Linked DNA regions of Homo sapiens: all the other regions are linked to region 4. A link is a contact called in ENCODE Hi-C or POLR2A ChIA-PET data. All regions are on one chromosome and are shown on one strand. The core of a region is the stretch at or near the end of the contact, and the rest is flanking DNA. Distances in the headings are between cores, read along the strand shown.

Evidence for each region. Hi-C counts contacts between places; a loop is a spot of excess contacts on that map. ChIA-PET counts read pairs that join two places held with the same protein, here RNA polymerase II (POLR2A). Pooled maps may share reads with other maps.
Region 1: a pooled map shows a loop between it and region 4 (3-fold over the local background). The contact joins the promoter of FRAT2 here to the promoter of KIF11 in region 4. A Hi-C loop is called at or near these places in 1 of 168 maps with a recorded cell type or tissue (naive thymus-derived CD4-positive, alpha-beta T cell) and 6 of 50 pooled maps. POLR2A ChIA-PET finds 5 or more read pairs at or near these places in 1 of 52 experiments (SK-N-SH).
Region 2: a loop to region 4 is called in a map with no recorded cell type, with 8 times the contacts of the local background. The contact joins the promoter of FAS here to the promoter of KIF11 in region 4. A Hi-C loop is called at or near these places in 2 of 37 single-sample maps with no recorded cell type and 6 of 50 pooled maps.
Region 3: a map of CD8-positive, alpha-beta T cell shows a loop between it and region 4 (24-fold over the local background). The contact joins the promoter of STAMBPL1 here to the promoter of KIF11 in region 4. A Hi-C loop is called at or near these places in 1 of 168 maps with a recorded cell type or tissue (CD8-positive, alpha-beta T cell), 1 of 37 single-sample maps with no recorded cell type and 9 of 50 pooled maps.
Region 5: a map of CD8-positive, alpha-beta T cell shows a loop between it and region 4 (13-fold over the local background). The contact joins the promoter of LIPA here to the promoter of KIF11 in region 4. A Hi-C loop is called at or near these places in 2 of 168 maps with a recorded cell type or tissue (CD8-positive, alpha-beta T cell and naive thymus-derived CD4-positive, alpha-beta T cell) and 7 of 50 pooled maps. POLR2A ChIA-PET finds 5 or more read pairs at or near these places in 1 of 52 experiments (CD4-positive, alpha-beta T cell).

Annotation. Positions count from the first base shown.
Region 1 is chr10:97,332,622-97,336,604 of GRCh38, forward strand. FRAT2 (FRAT regulator of Wnt signaling pathway 2) reads right to left here and starts at 2,108. Exons shown (of 1, transcript NM_012083.3): 1 at 1-2,108. The coding sequence starts at 1,951. The coding sequence ends at 1,250. LOC105378448 (a long non-coding RNA gene) reads left to right here and starts at 2,225. Exons shown (of 2, transcript NR_188201.1): 1 at 2,225-2,350. RefSeq lists an enhancer at 819-1,726 and silencers at 1,277-1,326, 1,337-1,466, 1,807-1,956, 2,047-2,196, 2,327-2,676.
Region 2 is chr10:88,989,391-88,993,676 of GRCh38, forward strand. FAS (Fas cell surface death receptor) reads left to right here and starts at 1,408. Exons shown (of 9, transcript NM_000043.6): 1 at 1,408-1,516. The coding sequence starts at 1,487. It overlaps FAS-AS1 (FAS antisense RNA 1), which reads right to left and starts at 3,585. Exons shown (of 1, transcript NR_028371.1): 1 at 2,032-3,585. It also overlaps a transcript of ACTA2 not described here. RefSeq lists a silencer at 104-153 and enhancers at 561-1,072, 1,073-1,583, 1,724-2,133, 2,264-2,343.
Region 3 is chr10:88,878,493-88,882,365 of GRCh38, forward strand. It overlaps STAMBPL1 (STAM binding protein like 1), which reads left to right and starts at 1,753. Exons shown (of 11, transcript NM_020799.4): 1 at 1,753-2,146. It overlaps LOC124902551, which reads right to left and starts at 2,172. Exons shown (of 1, transcript XM_047426134.1): 1 at 1,242-2,172. The coding sequence starts at 1,930. The coding sequence ends at 1,403. RefSeq lists a silencer at 1,642-1,771 and enhancers at 2,352-2,461, 3,482-3,873.
Region 4 is chr10:92,590,595-92,594,429 of GRCh38, forward strand. It overlaps KIF11 (kinesin family member 11), which reads left to right and starts at 2,536. Exons shown (of 22, transcript NM_004523.4): 1 at 2,536-2,858. The coding sequence starts at 2,782. RefSeq lists enhancers at 1,251-1,340, 2,151-2,340, 2,371-2,420, 2,522-3,273 and silencers at 2,741-2,790, 2,871-2,940.
Region 5 is chr10:89,249,781-89,253,746 of GRCh38, forward strand. It overlaps LIPA (lipase A, lysosomal acid type), which reads right to left and starts at 1,995. Exons shown (of 10, transcript NM_000235.4): 1 at 1,957-1,995. RefSeq lists an enhancer at 2,022-2,081.

The sequences.
Region 1 (3,983 bases), core at 858-3,357, 4.7 Mb after region 4:
AAGCCATTGAATCTTTTAAAAATTGGTTTAGCTACCTTAAAGTTTGGGGGTGGCACCTTACAAAAGCGCCGTCAAGTTTCATACAGCCAGCGGCTTCTTCTCTGGGAGAGTCACATTTTAAAACCGGTTTCAGACACAAAAGAAGGGCTGGCACGGGAGGAGGAAATAAATTGTGAGGGTGAGGAGCCGCCGAGGCCGAGGCCCATGACTCCATGGAGGGCCAGAAGAGAGCAGAAAAACGTCCAGGGTCTCTCATGCATTCCTATAGACACCAGAAAGGGTGGAATAAGAAAGCTCAGCTGGGAGGACAAGAAAGAGACTCAAGAGATCGTTTATGACTGTTTCTGAGAAAGCTCCTGGCATGGCCATGAGTGGCCTTCCGGGAGTCCTGTAAAAAGGAAAGCACAGAAAACAGGAAAGAACTCTCCCTACACGTCCCTCTCTGCCTGTTTGTGTCCTCGGGAGACTCCAAGCGGTGGTAAAGCACCAACAGGGCTCTTCTTGGAGCAAGAGAAAGAAAAGACTCCGGGGTGAGTAAGCTCTCCCAGGAACCCCACAGCAAACCGTGACCTTGAACACAGATGGCAAGGTCAAGTCATTTACAAGTCCACATTCAAATCCAAATCTCCCACCTGCAAAATTCTTCACCTCTCTCCAGTCCCTTAATTGGAGTTCACATCTCCCACCTTCACCAGCCACCGAATCGGTGGGAAAAAGGGGCAATGCCAAGCCACCCACCACCAAACTTTTACATTCTTCTCCCCTCTGGAATTTCTTTGCACAGCAATTGTAGCACCACTTACTAAGCTCCTCCACCAGAAAATAAGAAAATGTATGCGTGTCGTTAGTTTTCAAGTATTGTTATAAAGCCATCGCGATTCCTACCCCTGAGCCCTCCTTAAACAATCCAAGCTCACGACGCCCCCAAGGGCTAAGTGAGGTACAAGTCGATGCAAGTAGCTGCCATAGTTCTCCCAGTTTATCCCAGGTCCTTGGGCTTGGATGGCCCGGGAAATTCTCATGCCCCACGGAAGCACCCTGGCGCATACATTTCTCCACGCTTAAGTTTTCTCCGACGGCCTCGCCGCGGCTGGTAACTTCTCTGGTTGAGATCTCTCCCCACGCGCCTCCCCGCAGCCAAAGTGGTCGCTCCCAGGCTGGCGACGTCGGCTTCAGCTCAGAGTTAGTAGGAACTGGACGCTGTTGGGTCTACGCAGCGGCCTCCACTTCCTCCTCCAGGAGGCCTGCGTCAGAGCAAGGAGCCTGAGGGCTGCAGGGCAATGCGGTCAGGTCCGCTGCGGCCTCCCCCGGGCCCAGGGGCGCTTGCGGGGCCCGTGGCTGCAACCGCGGCGACGGCTCGTTGGAGTCTCCGCACGGCTTCCTTGATGAGGTTTCCCGAGAGCACGAGCTGCTGGAGGAGCCGATGCGGGTCGTCGTCGCCGGCGCGTGCCCCGGCTTGGGTCCATCGGCGCTGCTGCAAGCGGCGGGAGGTGACCGCGTCCCTGAGCCATCCTCGCCGGCACGGCCCCGGCAGCGCGCTGGGGCCTGCGGCGACCTCCGCCACGCAGTAGGGCGCAGCGCGTCCGCGCACGCGGCCGCGGTCCCCTAGGGCGCAGCGCAGGGCCCCAGAGGGCGCCGGGCCCACCGTCTCAGCCGAAGCGGGCGGCAGCAGCAGCGGCACCGCCGGGGGCCGGGCCTTGTCCGCCGGCACCGCCGCAGCCAGGGGCCCCGGGGCCCGCAGCGGCACCCCCGGGGGCGCGCACGGCGAGGCCGGGCTGTCCTGCGCCGCGTCCAGCTGCAGCGTCTCGCCGATCTGGGCCACCAGCCGGTCCACCTCGCCCGAGCTGCCCAGCGTCACCGACTGCTGCAGCAGGAGGAAGCTGTCGTCCTCCTCTTCCTCCCCCTCCGCCTCCTCGCCGGCTTCCTCTTCCTCCTCCCTCCGGCACGGCATGGCCCCCCGTCCTGGCACCCGGAGCTGTGCGGGCTTCGCTGGGGGCTTGGTTGCCCGCGGGCGCGGAGCTGCGGGCGAAGCCGGAGCAGGGGCGGACGCGGAAGCCGGAGCCCGCCAGGCACTCGAGCCACGCGCCTGCAGCCGCTGGAGCCGGAATCCTGCCGGCTCGGGTTGATTTGTAAACAATGGGTGACGTCGCGCCGGGCCCTACCACCGCACCGGGGCGGGGGTGACGCGCGAGCAGGCACGGGGGCAAAGGGCGGCGCGGGCGGTGACCGAAGCCGTCCCGCGCCTGTGTTCGTTGTCCCTCCAGGAGGGGGTCCGGGGCGTGGGGACTGATTTCCGACCTCCCGGGCCCAACGAGCCGTGCTGAAACGTGGCGCCTCGGAGGAGGCTGAGGTTGGTTTCTCCCACGCACGGACACACCCACACCCACTCCGGGCCCGCCTCCTGGGCCGCGGCCTCCCTCCCCACGTGTCGGCCGCGCCTAAGCCCGCCCGACTCCCGCCCCGCGCACCCGCAGTTCCCGGCCCTGGTCGTGGGGGAGGGGCGGGCCGCCGCGGGTCCGGCTTCGACGAGGCGGGGCGGGGAAAGGCGGAGGGAATTGGGAGTGAAGAGGCGGCACGTTACTTATTTACTTATTTATTATTTAGAAAAGGTCTCTGTCGCCCAGGCTGAAGTATAGTGGCGCGAACACGGCTGACTGCAGCCTCGAACTCTGGCTTAAGTAATCATCCCACTTTAAGCCTCCGGAGCAGCTGGGACCACAGGCGCGGCCACCACGCCTGGCTAATTAAAAAAATTTTTTTTGTAGAGACGGTGGTGGGGGGGGGGGGTCTCACTATATTGCCCAGGCTGGTCTCGAACTCTTGGGCTCAAGGAGTCCTCGCTCCTCGGCCTCCGAAAGTGTTGGGGTTACTGGCGTCAGCCGCCGCGCCCGGCCTAAGAGGGGACGCTTTGAAGCAGAGCAGAATCGCTCTGAGGTGAGGTCCCAGAGGCTTTCCCTCCCGCAGTCTTCAAGCCCCCGGACATATCATGAGAATAGGACTCACCGCCGCTCGGCTAAAGAAGGGTCTTTTTTTTTTTTTAAGGTTCAAATAGAAATATAGGGGATTGGCCAGGAGCGGTGGGTGGCTCATGCCTGTGATCCCAACACTTTGGGAGGCCGAGGCGGGCGGATCACCTGAGGTCAGGAGTTCCAGACCAGTCTGGCCAACATGGTGAAACCCCATCTCTGCTAAAAATACAAAAATTAGCCGGGCGTGGTGGCGGGCGCCTGTAATCCCAGCTACTCGGGAGACTGAGGCAGGAGAATGGTTTGAACCCTGGAGGCGGAGGTTGCAGTGAGCCGAGATCACGCCACTGCACTCCAGCCTGGGCAACAAAGCGAGACTCCGTCTCAAAAAAAAAAAGAAAAATATAAGGGATGGAAAAAATCTCTCATGGTTCACATTTAAATTTTTTTCCTTTTTAGCCTTTGTTCTATGAAAGTGTAGTATACAAACACATGCATACAGTGTTACACACTTTTCCACTTTGCCTTACATCATAAACGTTTTTCGTGTTATTGCATGCACTTTGAAAACATTTTAATGATTACATAAGTTTCCATCAAGTGCCTATGTTTTTAACATTTGCCTAATTTCACCATCGTTAAGTGTGTAACTAACATTTTTGTGCGCGACACTTTAAGATATTGATGATTCTTTCCTTAGGGCATATTCCCAGGAGTGGAATTTTAAGTCACAGTAGTTGGGTATTTTAAGGTTTACTGATAAATGTTCAGGAAGTGTCTTTCCAAGAGTTAGGTAAATGTACTCTACCATCATTAATGCTTGAGCATACATCATTACACCTTCACTAGTATTTGAGTATTATTGAATTTTTTTTTTTTTGCGGATTATATAGGGAAATTTTCTCCCTTCAGTTTGCATATCTTTGATTTCAGTTAGGTAGAGCAGTTTTCTAAATGTTTGTTAACAAACTGTACTTCCTTTCTTATGAATTGTCTATTTCCTAATAAGATTTTCCT
Region 2 (4,286 bases), core at 158-2,657, 3.6 Mb before region 4:
TTCAAAAAATTTGCAGAGATAATACAGAGAATGCCCATATACCATCCTCCTTATCCCACTTCTTTTTGTGTCTATTAGATGCTCAGAGTGTGTGCACAAGGCTGGCACGCCCAGGGTCTTCCTCATGGCACTAACAGTCTACTGAAAGGTGGAACAGAGACAAGCCTATCAACACCTACAAGACTGGTGGTAAGTGCAGTGACAGATGCAAAACACAGGGTGATGGAAAGCCCTCAGGAGGGTAACCTAACCTAGATTTGAGGGCCCAAACAGGCTCCAGAAGAAAATGTCAACTGAGAGGAAGCCTGAAGGATGAACAGTGGGCTAAGCAAAGGGTTATTAATGTGTTATTAATGGGTTGAATCTAATTGGGAAGGGAGAGAGGTTGCAGAGTGAGGTGCAGAGCTTGGTGGACGATGCCAAAGGAATACTGAAACCTTTAGTGTGTCCAGTCTGGAACTGCATCCAAATTCAGGTTCAGTAATGATGTCATTATCCAAACATACCTTCTGTAAAATTCATGCTAAACTACCTAAGAGCTATCTACCGTTCCAAAGCAATAGTGACTTTGAACAGTGTTCACCAGAGCACGAAAGAATTACAAGATTTTTTTTTAAAGAAAATTGGCCAGGAAATAATGAGTAACGAAGGACAGGAAGTAATTGTGAATGTTTAATATAGCTGGGGCTATGCGATTTGGCTTAAGTTGTTAGCTTTGTTTTCCTCTTGAGAAATAAAAACTAAGGGGCCCTCCCTTTTCAGAGCCCTATGGCGCAACATCTGTACTTTTTCATATGGTTAACTGTCCATTCCAGAAACGTCTGTGAGCCTCTCATGTTGCAGCCACAACATGGACAGCCCAGTCAAATGCCCCGCAAGTCTTTCTCTGAGTGACTCCAGCAATTAGCCAAGGCTCCTGTACCCAGGCAGGACCTCTGCGCTCTGAGCTCCATTCTCCTTCAAGACCTCCCCAACTTCCCAGGTTGAACTACAGCAGAAGCCTTTAGAAAGGGCAGGAGGCCGGCTCTCGAGGTCCTCACCTGAAGTGAGCATGCCAGCCACTGCAGGAACGCCCCGGGACAGGAATGCCCATTTGTGCAACGAACCCTGACTCCTTCCTCACCCTGACTTCTCCCCCTCCCTACCCGCGCGCAGGCCAAGTTGCTGAATCAATGGAGCCCTCCCCAACCCGGGCGTTCCCCAGCGAGGCTTCCTTCCCATCCTCCTGACCACCGGGGCTTTTCGTGAGCTCGTCTCTGATCTCGCGCAAGAGTGACACACAGGTGTTCAAAGACGCTTCTGGGGAGTGAGGGAAGCGGTTTACGAGTGACTTGGCTGGAGCCTCAGGGGCGGGCACTGGCACGGAACACACCCTGAGGCCAGCCCTGGCTGCCCAGGCGGAGCTGCCTCTTCTCCCGCGGGTTGGTGGACCCGCTCAGTACGGAGTTGGGGAAGCTCTTTCACTTCGGAGGATTGCTCAACAACCATGCTGGGCATCTGGACCCTCCTACCTCTGGTGAGCCCTCTCCTGCCCGGGTGGAGGCTTACCCCGTCTTAGTCCCGGGGATAGGCAAAGTGGGGCGGGCGCGGGACGCGTGCGGGATTGCGGCGGCAGCGGCGCACGCGGGCACCTGGGAGCGGCGGGCTGCTGCGGGAGGCGTTGGAGACTGGCTCCCGGGGGCTGTTAGGACCTTCCCTCAGGCCCGGGTGCTCAGAACGCTGGAGGACTTGCTTTTCTTGGGCCTTGATGCGAAGTGCTGACCCCGCTGGGCAGGCGGGGCAGCTCCGGCGCTCCTCGGAGACCACTGCGCTCCACGTTGAGGTGGGCGTGGGGTGCGGACAGGAATTGAAGCGGAAGTCTGGGAAGCTTTAGGGTCGCTGGAGGGGGACCCCGGTTGGAGAGAGGAGCGGAACTCCTGGACAAGCCCTGACAAGCCAAGCCAAAGGTCCGCTCCGGCGCGGGTGGGTGAGTGCGCGCCGCCCCGCGGGGGCGGGGAGAGAGCCTGCAGCCTTCAGAACAGATATTGCTCATTTTCTGGCAGTTCTCAGACGTAGGAAATAAGTCAGCACCGAAGCAGTGGTTAAGCCGGAGGGCTCGGAAGAACGGCACCTTTTCTTTCTCGAAAAAGTTATATGGGGGCTGAATGAGCTTCTGGAGGCTTGTTTACCGTTTTTTATTGTCACACAGAAAAAGAAACTGCCTTGTCTCCCTTCCGGGAATTCTCTCTTTAAGACTGTAAGTCGCTGCCTGAGTGGTTTCATTTTGTTTTGTTTTTCTGCCCTTCTCTTTCTTCTTTTGCCCTTTCTTAGCTTGCACTCCCATGGTGATTTCTGCTTGGTCTCCTGCTGGGGTTGGTGGTACTCGTTCCCACCGCACAGAACCCGGCGCCTATTATTGGCCAAGAAACTTGAGCAGCCTGTTTTGAAAAGTCCCTCGCTCAGAAATGCCAGCTTGCAGATGGCTAATCAAAGAGACGTGGATCCAGGAGGCTCATTTGAGTACCGGAGCCTCTGAGAGTCCATGGATTTTTATTTTATTGGGCCCCAACAAAGTGCCAGGCATAGCGAGAGAAGTGTTTACAAATGTGATCTCCGCGGATTCTCACGAGAGCCATGTAGTGGGGAAGATAACCACATCCCCATTTTACAGATGGCGAAATGAGGTTCAGAGAGCTTCAGTAATTCAGCCAAGATCACACAGCTAGTAAATGGGAGATATGGGATTGAACTCAGATCTAATTCCAAAACTCAGGCTGTTCGCTGATTGCATCTGATATCCAGATTACACCAAGAGGCTGAGATGTCTGGGTCCATTTTATGATTAGAAAAAAAAATCCTGTTCCTTTCAGAAATAGTGTGCACTATTTGGGATTCTTTAGAAACTTCCTTGGAGAAAATTAATGATTCAAGATTGAGAAAACATTTATACAACCTCAGGCCACACTCTTCTCTCTCTTGTTATTAACCATTGCACCACTGCAATGTTGGCTGCTTTGAAAATCTCATAGTTTTTGGACAGCAGTATTAGTAAAGTGTAAGAAAATTGTCAAAGCTTGGAGCTATGCTTGTTGAACTTTTGTACCAATAGCACCTTTACCAGAGGCTGCGTGTTTAAAGCCCGAAGAAAACTTTGCTTTTCTGAAAGAATACACACACACACGCATATGTAAATATTCATACATTTATGTATATATACATATTATAATACCTATAAGTTAGGTATAACTTATATTTGTATATGATATATGGCCTAGGAAATTAAGGCTTATTAAATAAAATTTATAAATGCAGATGAGTCAAATACAAAGATCAGACATAACTCTATCACCTAAGTAATCATTGTTTACGTTTTGCAGTTTATCTTCCATTTCTCCCCTCTAATATGACTCTTTTAAATTTAGTTACACAGAAATTGGTTTTGCGCTCACGACATGCCTAACATCAGGCCTTTATCCTTAAAGAAGTTTCAACACTCTTGTGTCACCTCATGTGTCTACAGAAAATGTTTGCTTTTATGCCTTCACGGTTATGTTTTCTTAGTAGTAGCAATAAATAAAATAGATGCAAAGTGCTAATTACTTGGAATACAGAAGCAAATTTTAATTCTATTAATGGGCTGGACATAGATGGGTGGGGAGCTGTTTTCTGCTTTTCCCCTCTTCCCCTAGTCCTCTGACTCTGGTGATAACTATAGTCAACAAGTATCCCCATCCTTAACCCCTTTTGCTTCTCTTTCTCTTTCCTTCTCTCAACCTTCCTGGTGTTAGTTTTCTCTTTCCTATTTCTGAGTGTTTTTACTCCGACACTTACAATAAAAAAGTTTGAAATCCCAAAAAGTTGACAAATTTCTAAAGGAGACAGAAAAAGAGTCAAACTTACTTTACAAATTAATTTGAGAAATAGCTGTGGGTTGCATTTTTTTTTTTTATTGTGCATGACCCTGTTATTGGCCAAGAAACTTGAGCAGCCTGTTTTGGAAAGTCCCTCGCTCAGAAATGCCAGCTTGCTAATTGAAGGGATGTGGATCCATGAGGCTCATTTGAATTCCGAAGCCTCTAAGAGTCCATGGATTTTTATTTTATTGGGCCCCAACAGGTTTTGTCTTGCATTATTTAGGACATTGGCCAGGCAATCACTGGACAGCCAGTTTGCTCTCCTTTACATTTTGTAGAATGGTTATCTTATGGTCAAAGGAAAGGGAGAGGGCCTTTGGAAAATAAAGCTGTGTATTTACAAGCAGTCATACAGAATAGTTTTGTGGGGAAAATAAAGAACAGTTATTTAAT
Region 3 (3,873 bases), core at 503-3,002, 3.7 Mb before region 4:
ACACCATTCAAATAGCTCACTTAGGACACCACTGACATTGCCGCAGTGTTACCTCTGGCACTACTGTCCCTGAACACAAAACCCACTTCACAGATAATGGAGACATTTCTAAAATGTTTCTTCTTGAAACACATAATCCAGATTCAAATAACTGTACAGGAGTCTCTGAGGCTGATGTTGGGTCACAAAATGGTACTCTAGCCGCTGGGGAGCAGGGGACGATGGGTATTGGGCCATTTTGGCTTTTATGAGAATTTGGATGCTAGATAGCAAGACCATGATCAATGACCACTCTAAATACGTACGTGGAATTTTTTGTTTCATAATGCTTTTTAGGAATCTGGCTAACCTTCTTAATTACCACTGAATTTTAAATTGTCCAGTAGGTCATGAGATTATCTGGTTCAATACTGCAAACTCAAATGCCTACCATATTCTCAAATGTCAGTGAGGTGGGGGTGTATGGGAGTGGTGGGGACTGTGGAAAACTGAAGAGTGTCTTCACAGTCTAAAGGCGACACCTGCTATTCAGCTTCAGCTGATGGTTGCTAGAACTCGCCATGGACCAAATGTCTGATGTTACGATTTTACAGAAAATGTGAAAAGTCTGAATTTCTGTGAAATTTCCTAACTTCAACATTTGGAACCAACTTAAAACTAAGCAAAACAACACTGTTGCTTCTTAAAAATCAAGGCTGCAGGCTGCCTCCAACAATCAAACTCTTCATTTAAAAAAAAAAAAAGAATCCAGGGAGATGAGGCTTAAGAAGGTGAAATGCTTGAGACCAAATAACTCAGTTGGTGGCTGAGCCAGGGCTAGAATTTTGGTTTCCAGAGGAAAGGCTAACTAAGAAAAGCCAGTGTTTCCCCACCCCACTCTGCAGCCATTTCTCTCACTTGGAAGTAAGCTCCCAACCAAGCTCAAGAAAAGCGACTCTATTTCATCCAGCAGCAGCAGTCTCCATAAAATGTTTATCAGTTAATAGAACCTGTGAAGCCAATAGAAACAGCTTTCAGTGTTGGATCAGAGTTTAAATTTCAGCTTCTACTGCTTTCTAGGTGAGTAACCTGGGATAAATTATTTTACTTCTCTGTCTCTCGTTCATGGAAAAAACAAAAACAAAAACAAAAAATGAGTCCCTTTTATATACAGGGTTGTGGCAGATGGACTAAGATTTTGTGTACCGACTGCCTGACACAGTGCCAGAACTGTAGTAAGAACACCACACGTGATAGTAACATAACATCCAGGAGATATTCTAATACTTCTTATTTTCCAAGTACACACAAATTGGGGGTAGGGGGAAGGGCTAAGATGCTTAATAGTGGGCGTAGCCAGTTGTGGATAAATATCAAAAAGGGAATCCTAACATGAAGTATAAGTGGGATTTTCACCAAAACCCTATCCTTCCCCAGACTCCAGTGACAGTTTAACGGTCAGCTGCATCAAGGCTTGTGTACTGTGCAGTCTTAAAAGGCACCACTCCTGTCCATCTCGGTGAAATTGATGGTGGAGCAAAAGGGAGTTTAGGTGGTTCCGGTCTGGGGAGAAGACGTGCAGGGTTTCAGATGCGAAAGTCGCACCCAACCGCTTCACTCGGGCTCTAGGCCATCCGCAGGGGCCCTGCTTCCTTCCACCTGCGAGCTTTTTCTGCAGAATGCGGGAAGCCGCCGCCGCCGCCACAGAGGAGGGGGCGGAGGCAGAGGCGGAGGCGGCACCCAGGGGCCGGGGCAGGGGAGGCCGGGACCATCGCAGTGACAATTTATTTTCCTGCAGCAGCGGCAGCAGGGACGGTTGCTGCAGGTTCGGGGTCGGCCGGCCTGCGCGTGGGCTTGCGAGGACGCTGTTCGTCCCCTGCGCTGGGGTGTCCGACAGCGAGGAGGAGAACGACGCACGGAGCCCGCGCGACTGGAACCAGCAAAGCTCCATCTGTCGGCAGAGGAGAAGGGGGAGGAGGCACGGCCGAGGCAAACGAGCGGACGCCTCGTCGCCGGGTGCCGGTATCACCCCGCTGCAACGCCTTCCAGCAAAAGCCACCGCGGCCCGGGTTGCAGCAGCCGGACGGATGCCAAGGCCACACGGCAGCCACGGGGGCAGCCGTCGCAGTCGCCGTCCCACACGGGCTGCGGACACCAAGGGTTGCTAGTGAGTAGCGGCGCGCGCGCGTGAGTGAGAGCGCGCACCGGACGGGGAAGTGCGCACGGCGGGTGCGTCTGCCTCGTGGCCTGGCGCGCGCCGGCCCTTCCGCTGGCAGCGTCCGGTCCCGGGCTGGCTCTAGGGGAGGAAAAAATGCACTTTGGCGGCTGATCGCTTCCTTCCTGCCAGTCATGCAATCGGCCGCCTCCATCGGCGCCGCCTGTATGCGCCCCTCCGCTGGGCCCTCTGGGTTAGTTTCACCTTGATAGGGAGGCAGGAAGACCTGGCTGCTGGTGGCAGGGCGGGACTCTGGCCGTGACCTATACGTGGGTGCGCCTGTTTTTTTGGTTCAGCCCTGGGTTGCAGCCTTGGAGATGATGTCGACCTTGGGAGAGACCACTGCACTGTCTCTAGCGGCGCGGTGTGGAGGAGGGAGGGGCGAGGGTTAGAAAAACGGACCTTTACCCCGGCCGAGCAGGTGCCATGCCTTTCCAGATGATGTTACTTTTATGCCCTTTATGAGCGACTAAGACATTGCCCCTCACCTGAATAACTTAAAGCTTTCGCTGAAAGCCCCCAGTGAGATGCACAAAGAAATGGAATGTCTCCAAAACATATTTTTTTCAGAACTTTCTCTAAAACAACCCACGCTGCTGATACCCCCAGAGCCTAAGGTGCCATAATTGCTGAAGTTTAAAAGAAAATTTATGTAAGGAATAAGTAATTCAGGAAACGGAACCCAATCTAGAGGTTTGAAAAAAAAAATCAAGTGCCTGGGAAGTGGGGTGGGGTGGCTTGCTTCCTGGAAATCAGTGTTCGGTAGTAAGTAAAAAAGACAGCTTTCAAAGTAAGCCCCAGTGAGCACACTGCTTTCCAAACATCTTGCTCATTACTGACAATAACATGAAGTCCTGGATTTTAAGCTATTTCCGAAGACATAATAGATATCACTAGGATGCTTGTTTATGGTCTCATGATTTAAGGCCCTGTCAAGGTCAATAACGTAGATTTGTTCCAGCAGATAAATTATACCTGAATGTTTGATTGTTCGTGTCAATTTTTTTGAGGGTAGGTTTTGACGGTTGTTTTACACAGAAATTAAGCCACCGTGTTTTGTTTTTATCCCGACCTTGTTTCCATTGGAAATTTTGTGTTTTCAGGATGGATGCTACATTGCACTTCAAAAATATACTCTGCCACTGGATTGTAGTGGGCATTGTGTAGCTACACTATACATATCTTTATTTTTAATACAAGTTAATGTGTCGCTGAGCAGTAGGCTCTTTTTGTTTACCATTTGCACCATGAGAGCTTCTCCATTCAAAGGCATAAAATGTTATTGGAATCTACCTGCAAAATGAATTGGCTGATTGTTTTCTGTTCAGACACAGATACAGCAAATTGCCACTAAGAATCTGCTTTTGCGTATACGTTGGCTGTAATTTATGTAGCAACTGGTTCTTGGGAATTTCAAGAAGAAACTTGTTTTCTTATCCTCACCTATAAAGTAAGCACCAAAATTTAAATTATAAGGCAGATAACCTAAGTCCTTTACCTCTATCTCAACCTTCAAGGCCTGTTTCTTGGTACTCTTGCCCTGTTTCATAGGATTCTTACGGTTTGTGGGAGGCTTGGAGGGAGTAGTGAGGAACCAGTTTCCTGAGGATGTCCTCAATAGAGAGATTTGCTTCTGGAGGAGAGAGTGTCTTTGGGGTTGATTCCTAAGAAGGACTGAT
Region 4 (3,835 bases), core at 1,286-3,785:
TGGAGGAGTTGGGGGTAGGAGAAAAGGGCAGAAGAGAAACTTGTTAAGGAGGTAGATGACATTTGTTCAGGGAAGAGATAAGAGCCTTGTACTAGGGTGATCATCGGAGGGGAGATAAAATCAACAGGACTCCACTACACGTGGAGGAATCAAAGGTTCTGGTTAGCACCAGTATCCAGATGAGAAAAGATTAGGGTGGAGATAGGTCCCATTTTGAAATGCCAGCGAGCCACCTAAGAGGAGATATCAATAGACAGCTGGCTACTCAAAATAGAGATGACCAGCAGAAGGAGCTGTAGATGCAGTTATTTCCTTGGGGCGGGTTGTGCGGGGGGGCGCATGTAGGGGATTAGCAAGTGGAGGAACACAAAAAGGACATCAGAGCTTTCCACTACACCGGGTTGTTACTTAATAGACTAACACGACATTTAGGTTCCCATGGGTTGTGTGGGCCAGAAGCGCAGTTCCAGGAACCGACTACAACATAGTGTGGGATATGATGTTTCTCTTCAAATAACCCGATCAATCTTTTATTCTTTAATTCATAGTACCCTCCCTTTTTTCTCTTTTTCTCCTTTTTTGCTTTTGTTAAATGCCCAGGCACGCCACAATACTAGGCCTTATCAATACCAGCTCACATTCCTTTCCTTATTTGAAGGGACTAACTTTTTAGCTCATTACAGACACCCCTTCCCCTTTCCTGTCCGCTTTCTTTTAAGTACCCACCTTAGCTAAAAAAAATCAAATGTTTAGCCAACCGGGATTAGTTTAGATTATACGACCCGACCCCAGCCAATGGGAAAAAGATACAGGGGCAGGACTTGCGTCAAAAATAGACTCCTGCCCCTTTGTTCAGGTGTGCTCTCAAGGCGACTGGCCAAAAAGGCACCCCTCTGCGCAAAAATAAAATTGCTTTGCTAAAAATCCTTTGTTCAAGTGTTCAATTTCCTTAAGATTTTAAAAGTTATTCATAACAATAGGCTCCTGTTTCAGTATTTCCTGGTGCGGCGTACCACACCTACAGCGGTCGAGTCACGCCAGGCACTGCCAAGACGCCGAAAAGTTCTCCCGCAGCAGGCCGGAGGTGACCGACGGCGCGCAGGCCCCAGCGAGCGCTGCATGCTGGGATCCGTAGGCCGGGGCGGCGGATGTTTGCGCAGCTTCCTTGAGATGCCACCGCCCGCTGCGCCGCGCAGAAACGGGGAGCGCAGCGCACCCGCGGCCTGCGTCACTCGGTCAGTGCAGTCGTTCTAAAATCGAGGCGGACCCTGCTTTCTTGCCTGGAGTCACTTAGAGATGATGACTAAAGGATAAATTCAGAGTCCTCCAAATGGCGTCCAGTGTCCATTTCATCACGATTTGGAACCTGTAGTAGCCTTATCGCTTAACACTTCCTAATTATTATTATTATTATTTTCTTTTTGAGAAAGGGCATTGCTCTGTCGCCTATGCTGGAGTAATCCAGCGACATAATCCCGGCTCACTGCAGCCTCTATCTCCCGTGTTCAGCGATCCTTCTTCCTCAGCATCCCGAGTAGATGGGACCAAAAGGCACGCATCACCACACCAGGCTATTTTTTCCCCTCTATTTTTTGTTGAGACCCGTTGGGAGGCGCGGGGAGGGGGGTCTCCCTATGTCGCCCAGACTGGTCTCAAACTCCTGGAACTTAAGTTATCGTCCTACCTCGGCCCGTTAAAGTGTTGGGATTACAGGCCTGAGCCACCGGGCCCCAACATTAATTATTCTTCAAGCCTATTCTGGACCGGGCGCGGTGGCTCACGCCTGTAATCCCAGCACTTTGGGAGGCCGAGGCGGGTGGATCATCTGAGGTCAGGAGTTCGAGACCAGCCTGGCCAACATGGTGAAACCACATCTCTACTGAAAATACAAATATTAGCCGGGCGTGGTGGCACGCACCTGTAATCCCAGCTACTCGGGGGCTGAAGCAGCAGAATCGCTTGAACCTGCGAGGCGGAGGTTGCAATGAGCCGAGATCGCGCCACTGCACTCCAGCCTGGGTGACAAGAGCAAGACTCCGTCTCTCACACACACACACACACACACACACACACAAAGACTATTCTGGTCTCTGCCTCCGGGATGGCGGCTCGCTTTGGACCTCTCTTCTGTGCTTCTACTGCCCTCTCTTACAATTCTCTAATAATTATAATCATGGCGAGTGCTTACCATATATTCCAATCTATTTACTTCCACAAGCTCATTAATTCTCACCCTAACCCTCTGAGATGGTTACTATTATTTCCTCTCTGCAGCTGAGGGAATTTTGGGCTAGGGACGTTATGTAAGTTGAGCCACGCTACGCTAAAAGTTCCACACTCAATTCTAGCGTCTCGGCTCTGGACTACCAAGTTCCGGAGCAAGCAGACAGACCACCTCTTTACGTTCCCGTAGGCCACGCTCCGGGGGCGGGGCTCCAGTGAGGATACTGCATCCCATGGTGCCTTGCGCGCCAGCGCAGCCATTGGTCCGGCTACTCTGTCTCTTTTTCAAATTGAGGCGCCGAGTCGTTGCTTAGTTTCTGGGGATTCGGGCGGAGACGAGATTAGTGATTTGGCGGCTCCGACTGGCGCGGGACAAACGCCACGGCCAGAGTACCGGGTAGAGAGCGGGGACGCCGACCTGCGTGCGTCGGTCCTCCAGGCCACGCCAGCGCCCGAGAGGGACCAGGGAGACTCCGGCCCCTGTCGGCCGCCAAGCCCCTCCGCCCCTCACAGCGCCCAGGTCCGCGGCCGGGCCTTGATTTTTTGGCGGGGACCGTCATGGCGTCGCAGCCAAATTCGTCTGCGAAGAAGAAAGAGGAGAAGGGGAAGAACATCCAGGTGGTGGTGAGATGCAGGTAGGGAGAGGGCTGACAGGATTCCGAGCGCTGCGGCTTCGCTGCTGGGCCCCCTACTGCGCGGTCCAGGGAGAGGGATTTTATTTGCATTTCCTGAGGGTCCCAGTTTCTTGGTTCTCCGCGTTCTGTTCAATAAAAATGACACCCGGTTGCTGTGTGTATGTGGTTTTTAGGAGAAAATAACATGTTTGATTTGATCACTGTTCCATACTGAAAAGTGCGTTCTTATGTTTAAACTATAGTCAATAAAGATGTAGGTGTCACTTTTATATGCTACTTCATGTAGTTTGTCAGTTTGGAAGTAAGACTGAATACCTATTTTGCAGATGGTTAAGCACTTACGTTGGTATTATTACCTCTAAAAAGCAATCAATCACTGTTCTCTTTATTCTAGATGCAATATTTTCTGCATCCCTACTAAACAAGTAAACATCTCTGTCTTTAAACATTAAAAATTAATAAAGTGAGTTTATGTTTTTTAAAAGATCAAGACAAGTTAAGCTAGTGTAAATTTCTGATTGTGCTGCAGTTTTCCCTTTCATCTGCGTGTTTGTTCATAGACCAAACTAAACGGATATTTCGAGATAAAGGGATGTGGAGGGGTGTTCGGCCCTCCCCTGACTGGTTTCCAAATAACTTCCCAATTTTAAAATAAGCTAGAAACTGCTGCTTAGTTAGAATTGATTTATTCAACTTTTTAGAGGCTCTCCACAGTTTACTGAGTATGTGTGTTTTGTGTGTCCGTTTTTGTGGCTGTTAACAGTTGCTGTTGCAACTTTTCTGTAAACCCCAAAGTATTCTAAAATTAAAAGGTTATTTTTTAGAAAAACTTGTATCAACAAACTTTCTTAGGCTATTGTTTACTCAGCCCTGGTAACTTGAATTGTGGATATCGAAGGTGATGACTAGGTTTCTAAACAAGGTGTCAGAGAGGAAATTGGGTGGCAATCTTAAGTCTAGCCAGTGACACTTACTAG
Region 5 (3,966 bases), core at 745-3,244, 3.3 Mb before region 4:
GGAGGTGATGTACAGGTTCATAATATTGAATGTACTGATGGTTTCACAGGTGTGTACACATGCAAAAACTTATACAATTGTACAATTGAAATATGCCATGCTATTGTATGTCAATAATACTCCAATACAGCTGTTTGTTTTTAGTTTTGTGTTTAAACTGAATATTCCACAAGTCTTAAGAAATTGATTCTCAGGAGATTGCAAAAGTGAACTGACTCCCTTCTGTTGATGGAATTCCTCCTGGGATTATTTTTTTCCAAGAAGTAGTGAACTCTGAAATTCTTTTCTTTTTTCTTTTTTCTTTTTCTTTTTCTTTTCTTTTCTTTCTTTTTTTTTTTTGAGACAGTCTTGCTCTGTCCCCCAGGCTGGAGTACAGTGGCGAGATCTTGGCTCACTGCAAGCTCCACCTCCTGGGTTCAGGCCATTCTCCCGCCTCAGCCTCCCAAGTAGCTGGGACTACAGGCGCCCACCACCACGCCTGGCTAATTTTGTTTTTGTATTTTTAGTAGAAACAGGGTTTCACCGTGTTAGCCAGGATGGTCTCGATCTCCTGACCTCGTGATCCGCCGGCCTCGGCCTCCAAAAGTGCTAGGATTACAGGCGTGAGCCACCGCGCCCGACCGTGAACTCTGAACAGGAGCAAACGTTATCCCCTTCAGTGTGCATTGGCAAAGCAAGGCCACTGCTTCTACTTACAACTTTGTACTTCTTCATGATAGGAAGGATTGTACAGCCCCAGGCTATTTTTTATCATAAATGCAACCTCCCAAAAGTCCATTATTACTAGAGAATAAGGAGTAAATTGAAAGGGAAAAAATTAAAGGAATTACCACAATTGAAAACAGAATAGCATCTGCAGGAGCTGCTTTCATTCAGCGGTTTTCCTACAGAACCTGTATCAACCGCCCAGAGGAAGGTCCATGAGAGTAACAGCTAAAGCTACTCAGCTGAAAATCTCACCCAGTTAAGTTTTCCTTCCAACACAACACTACATACTTAGTATGTTTTTCTCAACATACTAAGCCAAGCAATTCTTACTAAGAAGGAGATACTCTGAAAATCTCGAAGGAGGGGGGAAAAAAAACCTTCCAGGCTGAATTAAGTGTGCTTTTCTGGGCTGTATTAACACCTTTATCTCAGTTATTTAGACTTTGTAACAATCTGACTCAGCTTTGTACCCCCAGGACCAAGCAAAGTGCCACGTATATATTAGATGCATAGTACAGATTCTGAAAAAAGATAAGAGCAGTCCAACAGTTCAGTGGCAGAAGAAAAGGCCCCAACGCAGCATGCTATTTAACTTTCTAATAACAACAATTATTACGACTCCCATTTAAGCTCTTGCGAGGCGCCAGCCACCGCAGGCAGCGCTTCTGATCTACTGTCAATTACTCCTCCACCGACCCTATGGCAGTACCATTAATTCCATTTTTCAGGAATCTGAGGTTCACCCAGCTGAAGTACTGGAAGCAAAGTGTCAGCTGTTTAAAAAGCAGTATCGCTGGGACTTTAACCAGGATTGATGCCCAAGTCTGCTTTCGACCACGCCGTTGGCTAACAAGAGAGGTAGGATGGGATGCCTGGAGGAGCTAAGGGGAGAGCACGAGGATGCAGAGAGAGGAATCAGACATCCCTGCTGTCCTCGCGGTCCAGGAGCACTGGGCAGCTTCACTGACCGGAGACCGCGCCTGTCCAGGAAAGTGGACAGCGCCCAGGGAAGAGAGTGGGCTTCTCTCTGAAGTTGCTCTCTGAAGTTGCCCTGGTTGATTGGCAGATGCCTTGAGCCAACGCCCGCAGAAAAAGCACCCGCAGGCACCCCAGGCAAGACTCGCTGGGTCCAAACGCAGAGGGTCTTGCCGGCCGGCAGAGCCTCGGGGCGCGACCCTCCCCTTGCTGAAGGCACCAGCTTCCACGCCGCACCCGCACCTGGCAGCGCCGCGGCGCCGGCACTCTCACCTGGAGCTGTCCTGCCGGGCCGCTGTCTCGAGTCGCAGTGCCAGCTCTCAGGGGCCGGGGTGCGGATAGGGGACCTGCAGGGGGCCTGGTCTGCCTTGTCGGGAGGGCGGATGCCCACCACCCTCGGACTATTTGTTCAGCCAATCAGAGCAGCCAGCCACCGGGAAGTGCCTCGGAGACTCCGCCCCAGACCAGCGCTGCCGCTTGCCAGCCCCCCAGTTGACCCCATAGAGCATGCGCCGTAGGCGTTTCTAAGAGATGGAGCCCGTCCTCCGCCTCGCAGGCTGGCAGGTCCACAGCTCTACCAGCGCGTCGCCTACGCATGCTCTCTTAGCAAAGGCTGTTTTAGGCGGCCTTCTGCTCCGCCCCCGAAGCTCCTGCAGGGCTGGCACCTTCTGCGCCTGACAGAGAGCATGTGGGCTCTATAAATGAAAGTGAATCATGGGCTCCATTTAAAGCGCTTATCATTGTGCCTGATGCAAAGCAATCTTGCTGCTTTAAATTTTTTATTATTATTAAAGATTTGTTAAAAGAGGAAACAATATTCAATATGTACATATTATTTATTAATCATTTTCTAAAACAAAGATTTTATTGAGCACCTACTAAATGCCAGGCATTAGTAAGACAGTGGAGGTATAGAAACCAACCAAACAAGGTTCCTGTTCTCTTGTATATATTCTGATGGGAAGAGACACATCATGAATAACTATATAATACATGAGGTGGTGATAAGTGCTATAAATAACAACAAAAACAAACAAACAACAACAACAACAAACAACAAGGGGCTGGGCACAGTGGCTCACGCCTGTAATCCCAGCAGTTTGGGAAGCTGAGGAGGGCGGATCACCTGAGGACAGGAGTTCAGGACCAGCCTGGCCAACTTGGTGAAACCCCATCTCTACTAAAAATACAAAATTAGCGGGTGTGGTGGTGTGTGCCTCTAATCCCAGCTCCTTGGGAGGCTGAGGCAGGAAAATGGCTTGAACCAGGTAGGTGGAGGTTGCAGTGAGCGGAGATCATGCCACTGCACTCCAGCATGGACAACAGAGTGAGACTCCATCCCCCAAAAAAAAAAAAAAACAGGGATAAGGAGGATGATATGTATATGGTAATCAGGAAAGGACTCTTATGAAGTGACACCTGAGCACAGGCAAGGAGGTAGTTAACAGCCTTAGATACTGGAGAAAGCACATTCTGGGTGAAAATAGCAGGTACAAAGGCCCTGTGGTAGGAATATTCCTGGTGGGTCCTAGCCAGAGTGGTGAGGTCTTTGAGGCTAAAACAGAATGTACATAGTAGAAAGTAATAGAACATGAAGTCCTAGAAGTCTGGTGCCTTGGGAGCCACTTGTCAAGATCTTACCGTGTCTTCTGAGTAAGATGAGAAGCCAGTGTAATATTTTCAATAGAAGGGCAGCATAATCTAGTTTAGAAAGATCATTCTGAACTACAGAAGCAGGGAGACTAATTAGAAGGTGTATTAGTCTGTTCTCATGCTGCTAATAAAGACATACCCAAGACTGGGTAATTTATGAAGGAAAAAGGTTTAACTGACTCACAGTTTCACAGGACTGGGGAGGCCTCACAATCATGGCAGAAGGCAAAAGGCTTGTCTTACATGGCGGCACATGTGAGAGAAAGAACCAAGTAAAAGGATTTTCCTCTTATAAAACCATCAGACCTTGTGAGACTTATTTACCACCACAAGAACAGTATGGGCTAGACTGCCCCCATGATTCAGTTATCTCCCACCGGGTCCCTCCCACAACATGTGGGAATTACAGGAGCTATAATTCAAGATGAGATTTGGGTGGGGACACAGCCAAACCATATCATTCTGCCCTTGGCCACTCCCAAATCTCATGTCCTCACATTTCAAAACCAATCATGCCTTCCCAGTAGTCCCCCAAAGTCTTAACTCATTTCAGCATTAACTCAAAAGTCCATAGTCCAAAGTCTCACCTGAGACAAGGCAAGTCCCTTCCACCTATTAGCTGGTAAAATC